Linked DNA regions of Homo sapiens: region 2 is linked to region 1. The links are chromatin loops, found by intact Hi-C in ENCODE. Cell type or tissue: gastrocnemius medialis. All regions are shown on one strand. Links, peaks and the distances in the headings refer to the core of each region. The heading gives the core; the rest is flanking DNA.

The links. Hi-C counts contacts between places; a loop is a spot of excess contacts. Peaks named below come from ENCODE experiments on the same cell type or tissue, not always from the same donor. Only the 100,000 strongest peaks of a DNase experiment are listed, where the experiment ranks them.
Region 2: a loop joins it to region 1, with 6 times the contacts of the local background. A loop is called at or near these places in 1 of 110 quality-filtered maps.

What each region holds. Positions count from the first base shown.
Region 1 is chr20:3,241,914-3,246,299 of GRCh38, forward strand. No RefSeq gene overlaps it. Among named protein-coding and RNA genes, the nearest start is that of SLC4A11, 4.9 kb to the left of the region's middle. In gastrocnemius medialis, for the core only: no CTCF peak of the experiment used is centred there; a DNase peak (open chromatin) is centred at 1,926; H3K27ac peaks cover 2,220 bases.
Region 2 is chr20:3,294,471-3,298,856 of GRCh38, forward strand. It overlaps DNAAF9 (dynein axonemal assembly factor 9), which reads right to left. Exons shown (of 37, transcript NM_001009984.3): 22 at 3,559-3,705; 23 at 2,391-2,479; 24 at 58-159. It also overlaps the pseudogene LOC101618237. Among named protein-coding and RNA genes, the nearest start is that of SLC4A11, 57 kb to the left of the region's middle. RefSeq lists an enhancer at 1,315-1,815. In gastrocnemius medialis, for the core only: no CTCF peak of the experiment used is centred there; no DNase peak of the experiment used is centred there; H3K27ac peaks cover 4,000 bases.

The DNA.
Region 1 (4,386 bases), core at 214-4,213:
AGGCGCATGCCTGTAGTCCCAGCTACTCGGGAAGCTGAGGCAGGAGAGTTGCTTGAACCCGGCAGGTGGAAGTTGCAGTGATCCGAGATCGTGCCACTGCACTCCAGCCCAGGCGACGGAGCGAGACTCCATCTCAAAAAAAAAAAAAAAAAAATTTCCCTTAAAGCCCCTTGCCCTCCGGGTGCTGCCTTATCCCTCAGCTACATTTAAGAGGAAGTTTCTCCAGAGCTCCATGCCCCTCCCGCTATGTCTCTTCAACCGACTCATACCTGTCTTTTGTCCCCACCACACCACTGAAACTGCTGAGACTCCATCTCAAAAACAAACAAACAAAACAAAACAAAAAACAAAAAGTAAACCAGGTGCGGTGGCACATACCTATAATCCCAGCTACTAGGGAGGATGAGATGGGAGGATCCCTTGAGCCCAGGAGTGTTGAGACCAGCTTGGGCAACATAGGGAGACCCACCCATCTCAAAACAAACAAAAAACCCAAAGGAATGTTAAAGGCAGATATCTCCATGGAGGCATTTCAGGCCTATGACGCCCTCCCGAAGCTCTCTTCTCCATCCTCCATCCTCCATTCCACTCAGGCTTTCTGGTCTAGCCTAATGGGCATCCCAGCCAGATACTCCCGACTCCCCTCTGCCTCCTTCCTCTCACCCTGGATGGCCACATTTCACTGAGTCATTTTATTTCTTTGATTTTTATTTTGTTGAGGCAGAGTCTCACTCTGCCACCCAGGCTGGAGTGCAGTGGCACAAACACGGCTCACTGTAGCCTCGATCTCCTGGCCTCAGGCGATCCTCCCACATCAGCTGGGACTACAGGTGTGCACCACTGTGCCTGGCTAATTTTTTTTTTTTTTTTTTTTGAGAGAAATGGGGTCTCACTCTGTCTCACAGGCTGGAGTGCAGCGATGCAATCTTGGCTTACTGCAACCTCCGTCTCCCAGGTTCAAGTGATTCTCCCGCCTCAGCCTCCCCAGGAGCTGGGATTACAGTCATGCACCACCATGCCTGGCTAATTTTTTTTTTTTTTTTTTTTTTGAAACAGTTTTGCACTGTTGCCCAGGCTGGAGTGCAGCGGCGCCATCTCGGCTCACTGCAAGCTCCACCTCCTGGGTTCACGCCATTCTCCTGCCTCAGCCTCCCGAGTAGCTGGGACTACAGGCACCAGCCACCATGCCCGGCTAATTTTTTGTACTTTTAGTAGAGATGGGATTTCACCCTGTTAGCCAGGATGGTCTCAATTTCCTGACCTCATGATCCGCCTGCCATGCCTGGCTAATTTTTGTATTTTTGGTAGAGGGGGTTTTGCCATGTTGGCTAGGCTGGTCTTGAACTCCTGGCCTGAGGTGATCCACTGCCTCGGCCTCCCAAAGTGCTGGGATTACAGGCATGAGCCACTGTGCCTGGCATTTTTTTTTTTTTAATTTTTGTAGAGATGGGGATCTCACCATGTTGCCCAGGCTGGTCTCAAGCTCCTGGGCTCAAGCGATCTTCCCACCTCAGCCTCCCAAAGTGCTGGGATTACAGGTGTGAGCCACCGTGCCCAGCCTTATTTTTATTTTTTTATATTTATTTATTCATTAAGACAGGGGCTTGCTGTGTCGCCCAGGCTGGAGTGCAGTGGTGAGACCACTGCTCACTGCAGCCTCAACCTCCCAGGTTCCCGCAATCTGCGCACTTCGGCCTCCCAAATTGCGATTACAGGTGTGAGCCACGGCACTCAGCTGAGTCCTTTTATTTCTACCTCGGGTCTGCAGCATCCTGGCTGCCATAGCCTTCCTTGGACCCTTGGCAGGCATGGCTTCCCATACCTCGCAGCCAGCCGCTCTCTCTGAAGTCACTGGGATTTTACCAGCCTCTTGGGGCTCCCGCTGCCTTGACCGGTGTTCTCAGCCTCTGGTAGCCCTTCTCCAGCTGCAGCTGCTCCGCCTCCTCGCTGTTCCTGGGGAGGAGAGGTGCTGTTCCCACGCTCTCTCTCTATGATTGAGGACTTGTCATCTGTAATGGTTAGTTATTTATGGGAGCCCTATGTCCAGCTCTGAACCAGGCCAAGTGACTGGGCTCAGCTGCCCACTGAATCAACTGCCTGATACTCCCTGGTGGTCTAACTGGACCCCAACAATCATGCCAGTCTCCTGTTCCCCTCCAAATATTTTTAATTTTTTTAGACAGGGTCTTTCTCTGTCACCCAGGCTGGATTACAGTGGCGCAATCATAGCTCACTGCAGCCTTGACCTCCTGGGCTCAACTCATCCTCCCACTTCAGCCTCCCAAGTAGGTGAGACTACAAGCAGGTGTCATCACGCCTGGCTAATTTTTTTATTTTCAAAATTTTTGGAAAAGACGGCCTTGCTGTGTTGCCCAGGCTGGTCCTGAACACCTGGCTTCAAGAGATCTCAATCTTTGTTTAGACTGTCTTCCCCCACGCCATAACTCTTCCTGTCCCGTCAGCTTTTGCTTTCTATCCGTGGGAGCCCAGCATGAGACTGGTTGTCCTGGTAATGCTGCAGGGTGCTGGGAGGGGGAACATAGCCTCCACTGGCCTCCTCTCTTTCCTGGGGGGCATCTCCCGGCCCCTTGGGTAGGTGGAAGGACAACCCTTTGGTGCTCAACAAACACAGCAATAAGCCCTCTCTCAGTTGCCATCTACCCCTACTGAGAGAAAGATCCAGGCTACTATAACATAAGGGCATCCAGGAGGGCAAGGAGCCCCTGCCCTGCAGAGGGTCAACAAGGACCTGCTACCCTCAGGATGGCATCTGTCTGCCCCGCCCCTCAGTCCATACTCACAGTCCAAAGCTAGCATGGGCAGGAGTGGGCTAGGGCTCTTGGCTCACTGATTCTAAGAGCTCATGAATTCCAGGCATACAGACTGTCAAGGTCTTGTGGCAGGCATGCAGCAGACCACTGGGCAGGAAGATTCTGGGGCTGCCCCACTGCCCTCCTGTCAGGCCTCTCTGCCCTCCACAGCCCAGCCTCTCACAACCAAACACTGGCTTCCTTCCCCACCCTCACCTACCCCCAGGCCCTACTCCATCAAAATCCCATCACCTGCTACCCAAGGAAGAATTCTACCTGGTGACCCTAAGGTTCTCTGGGTAGACTGTCACCTCCTGGCCATCCTTGGCCAATCTGTGTCCCTCATGTCTTCCTCACCCATGGCTCTCCTCGCTGGTCCCCATCCTGCTCAGGGGCCTGGATGTCACCATTGGGGGCTGATGTGGCCTGAGACCCCATCCAGGTCACCCTCCTCTCCAGCCCCAACTCCTCCCAGGAATTTGGAGGCACAGGGAAGAGAGAGGTGGTGGGGAGGCCCAGGGCAACACCCTGGAGCAAGACCTCCAGCCTCTTTAGATCTCTGATCGTTGTTATCTATAAAACAAATAAGCTGGAATGGAGTTTTCGTAGCTAGAAAATTCCATGAATTTTGTCTCAAACTGAAATAATCTTATCAAACCATCTTTCCAGTTCCTGTTGTCCTTATTTCTCTATTTGTACATTCATCCAGGCATGAAATTTCAGAGTAGAGATGAAAAGTTTCTTAAACATGTCCAGTCATGAGAGGAAAACAAAAATCACACTTTATTGCTGCAGGAAAAGCAGTAGTAATTTGTGGGATAAAATGAAAATTATTCACACTTTATTTGGTTAATATATATATAAATATATTTTACAGATTTACAGTCATTTATGAGTAGGACATAAAATTTATTGAATCTGATGTAATTTTTTAAAAAACCAAACTCTTTTAGCTGGTCAATTTAGGAATGCAGAGGCCTGGGAAAAACAGGAATAATTTGTGGATAAACAAATTTATTTTTCATCAAATTTTTAGAGATGAAACAAAAAAAGTATTTGGATTTGTTTCAAAACGTTGGGTTTTTTCCACTTGGGCTTTTTCCACTTTTACCTCGAGGTCATCTCCTTAGCTGTTGCCTAGTTAGTCATGGTCTTGTCAATTGTTCCTTCAAAATGGCTCTCCAGTTGGTCCACTTCTCACCTCCACCCACGTGGAGCAGCAGCCCATTCCCCACATCACAGTCTATATGACCTTTCTTTCTTCTTTTTTTTTTTTTTTTTTGAGAAGGAGTCTCGCTCTGCCACCCAGGCTGGAGGGCAGTGGCACCATCTAGGCTCACTGCAACCTCCACCTCCCAGGTTCAAGCAATTCTCCTGCCTCAGCCTCCTGAGGAGCTGGGATTACAGGTGCCCGCCACCACGCCCAGCTAATTTTTGTATTTTTAGTAGAGACAGGGTTTCACCATGTTGGTCAGGCTGGTCTTGAACCCCTGACCTCGTGATCCACCCACCTTGGCCTCCCAAAGTGCTGGGATTACAGGTGTGAGCCACCACCTCCGGCGTTTTTTTTTTTTTT
Region 2 (4,386 bases), core at 244-4,243, 53 kb after region 1:
TTTCCGACATTTCAAAAGCCAGAATATTAAACATCTATAAACAGAACCAGAGCTTACCAGTCCAGCTCTGGGAGTTTGGCTGAGAGTAACTTTAGGGAACTCCGTTTCTCCCCAGCAGGCTGGCTCAGGGCACTGAAGAGCTTCTGTGCACTGGAGTGCCTGGAATAACAAAAGCTCACAGATTAGAAGTCCATCTTCCTTCAGCATATACACTTTACACAACTGGGCCTGATGCTTTCAAGCCAGAGTCCAATGACAGAGTCAACTCTTCCAAAACACACATCTCAGACTTAAACAAAATGAGGTGTTAGTGCATGATGATGGGTAAGTCCACATAGAAAGGTTGGCCTGAAATCCCTTGATAATACCATGAGTTTCTGATTCTCGGTGATTTCACCTCTCCTTTTTTTTTTGAGATGGAGTCTTGCTCTGTTGCCCAGGCTGGAGTGCAGTGGTGCGATCTCGGCTCACTGCAAGCTCCGCCTCCCGGGTTCACGCCATTCTCCTGCCTCAGCCTCCCAAGTAGCTGGGACTACAGGTGCCTGCCACCACGCCCAACTAATTTTGTGTTTGTATTTTTAGTAGAGACGGGGTTTCACTGTGTTAGCCAGGATGGTCCCGATCTCCTGACCTCATGATCCGCCCACCTCGGCCTCCCAAAGTGCTGGGATTACAGGCATGAGCCACCGCACCCAGCTCCCACTTTTTTTTTCTTTTTTTGAGACAGAGTCTGGCTCTGTCACCCAGGCTGGAATGCAGTGGCACGATCTCGGCTCATTGCAACCTCTGCCTCCCAGGTTCCAGAGATTCTCCAGCCTCAGCCTCCAGCCTCCCCAGTAGCTGGGATTACAGGCGCATATCACCATGCCCGGATAGTTTTTGTATTTTTAGAAGAGATGAGGTTTCACCTTGTTGGCCAGGCTGGTCTTGAACTCCTGACCTCAGGTGATCCACCACCTCGGCCTCCCAAAGTGCTGGGATTACAGGCGTGAACCACTGCGCCTGACCTTTTTTTTTTTTTTTAAAGAAGCCCAAACACATTTTCTTGCTGTATTTATGTTGAATTCCCCATCTACAATGAGCAGTCACGAAGATGGTCTTCTTCAGGGCAACATGGTCACAGGACTGGGGCAATCCAGGGGACTGAGAGGGAGCGTGAGGATGGGAGGTGGGGCTACCTCCTGCTGTTTCACATTAGAGACAAACTGTAACACAGTCCATGGGCCTGCAACCGTCCCCTTTTATTATCTGGCATAACGCGTGATGTAGTTGTCCACTTTATTCTGGAAGTCCTCCTTGTCCTGCAAATGATGTTCTGCAGCTTCAATATTCAGTGGATCATCAAAATTCAAAAATCAGTAAACAAAGAGTTTAATCCCCAAACGACATCCTTTAATGTTCTCATGGGAGCCCAGCCAGTGCCGTCAATTGAATGTTCTCTCAGTAAACTCAGACATATTTCCCCTGTCTCTGTGATGTTGGGGTGCCAGATCTTGGTCAGGCATTTCACTTTGGGAGGCACCATGTTGTACACATCGGGAACTTCGGTTTCAAGCTGAAATTTTCCACCCTGGTAGTAACCCTCATCTGGAGTTACTGTTAGCTGAGAACAGTGAAGCTTGTTTGGATCAGGAAAATGCACTTTACATGTACAAGGTAAATTAGCTTCAAGTTCTGCAACCTCTGTAGTCCCACCTGCTAAGCGGGAGGATAACCTGAGCCTAGGAGGTCAAGGCTGCAGTGAGCCAGGACCGCACCACTGCACTCTACCCGGGGTGACAGAGTAAGACACTGGGCGCCCCCCAAGACAGGTGAGACGGGCCCGGCGCCCAACACCATGCTTGGCCCGGGTCAGGGCTGTGAGACGTGGCCCCTCACAGCCACACTGGCTCCTGGCAGTGGGGACATTTTTCGTTTTTTTTTTTGAGAAAGGGTCTTGTTTCATCACTCAGGCTGAAGTGCAATGGCATGGTCACGGCTCACTGCAACCTTGAATTCCTGGGCTCAAGTAACCCTTCCACCCCGGCCTCCTGACTAGCTGAGACTACAGGCATGTGCCACCATACCCAGCTAATTTTTTATTTTTTGTAGGGACGGGGTCTCACTATGTTGCCCAGGCAGGCTAGTCTCTAATTCTTGTGCTCAATTCATCCTCCTGCCTCAGCCTCCCAAAGTGTTGGGATTACAAGTGTGAGGCACTGCACATGGCCCTCTCTTGCCTTCTATTCCCCCAAGGGCACCGGCTACCTGCAAGTTGGCAGCATTGAAATGTCTGTGTTGACCCTTTCAGAAGCCAAGACCCCTGTGTTACATAATGCGAGGCATCCTGCAGAGAGAGCACACCCACAAAGCCTAGGGAAGCAAGCACAAATACTGAAGCAGCCACTTACAATCTCTTTTGTTCCACAGATAATCCATCTTCCTGGATCACTTTTAAAGAGATCCCTGAGTTATCCTGCTGTTTCCAGAGGGAGAAGACCTAAACAAAACAGAATTTGAGCAAAGAACACTTTAAACCCAACAACAGGATATGGAAGCCACATGGGGATTTGATGGTTGTTGAAAATCTAGACTGTCACTGCAGAGAAAATGACTATAACAAACAAGTTTGCTTCAAAAATAGAGGCCTGAAGCAATTTTGTTCTGTATTTTTAAAAACCAGAATGTCTTTCTGGGTTACTCCCCCAGGGATTCTGCTCCTTGAGAGGTCAGGAAGTAAGGAGAAAGGGGTCGGGTAACACTGTCCTAGCAGCAGACGCATGTTCTCCTCTAGGGAGACAGAAAGGAGTGGTTCAAGCAACTCCTGCCAAGAAGCAGAGGGATGGCTGAAGAGAACCTAAAGAGCCGTCTTTATTTTCCCAGATTGAAAGGACAAGCACAAGGAGGTAAAAAGGTCCAGCAAAGGTGGAAGACACAGACTGGGCTGAGAAGCTATACTATAGCCAAGGTCAACTCTTGCATCCTCTATGGTCTGCGAATCTGACCTGAGGGAGGAACACTGTCCCCTCACAAGCTGCTGTAATCACACCTTTCCAAGAATTCCCACTAGTCATGAGGCTGGCCATCAGTTTGGCTTTGGCTATTGCTTGGTCTCTAAGTGGGTCGTTTCATTCTCGTAAACTCCCTCATCTATGCCATCTGTGCTGAGTATCTATAAAGTGCAGCCTGCCAGGTGGTACCATTCGCAAGGGCAGGGACTGGCCCATGGGGAAGGAGACTATAGGGTGGCAAAGAGAACACTAATTCAGTAGGTAGGGCCCAACAATTCAATAAAGTAGCTAAATAAGAGATAACTCTAATTAGGATTTAAAGGACAAAGCAGATTTTTCTTAAAGGCTAAAAACCCTCTTGTTCAGTTTCTTCCAGCTCTCACCTCTCATTGCCAACAGCACCACTCCAGAACTTGAAGGGATTAGAAGCAGTCACCCCACACCATCCAGCCCTCCTAACTCTCCCTCTCATCACTTCACTGTTAGCCCCAAAATGATGCCTTACCATTTAAATTGCTAGGGGGAAAAAAAAGTAGTAGTAGTTTTGCTGAATAATGACTGATATTACCTCTGAGTAAAATGCTTGGTATATCTTCGATTTGGGGAAAAGGGCAATCATCAGAAAATTGCTTGATCCATGGAAATGAACTGGGAGGTGAGGAAGCAATGAGCTTTTGAAGTCTATGAGAAGAGCAGCAACAGTACTGGTGGAATCCTAAAGCGAAAAGGAGGGAGCATCAGCAAGAAGAGCATCTGCACAATTACAGCACTCACAACTACTGCCAGAACACACAGGATCAATTTCAGTACAATTATTGTCACATTACGTAGTTCACTGTGGTTCAGTATAGATGTGCTTTACTTATAGGAGATATAGGAAATAAAAGGATTTTTTTTTTGAGACAGGGTCTTGCTCTGTCACCCAGGCTAGAGTGTGATGGCTCACTGCAGCCATCAAGTGATCCTTCTACCTCAGCCCTTCAAGTAGCTGAGACTACAGACACATGCCACTATGCCTGGCTAATTTTTTTAAACTTTCTGTAGAGACAGGGGCTCTCTCTGTTGCCCAGGCTGGTCTCAAACTCCTGGTCTCAAGTGATCCTCCCACCTTGGCCTCCCCAAGTGTTGGGATTACAGGGGTGAGCCACCACCCCTAATCTGGATTTTTTTCCCCTATACTGAAAATGTCATCTCAAAATTCACTCTAGGATATTAATTCCTTATCAGATATATGATTTGTGAATATTCCATTCTGAGGACTGTCTTTTCACTCTCTGGATAATGTCCTTTAACACACAGAAGTTTTAAATGTTGATGGAGTCCAATTTACATATTTTTTCATTTGCTGTCCGTGCTTTTGGTATCACATTCAAGAAATCATTGCCAAATCCAGTAT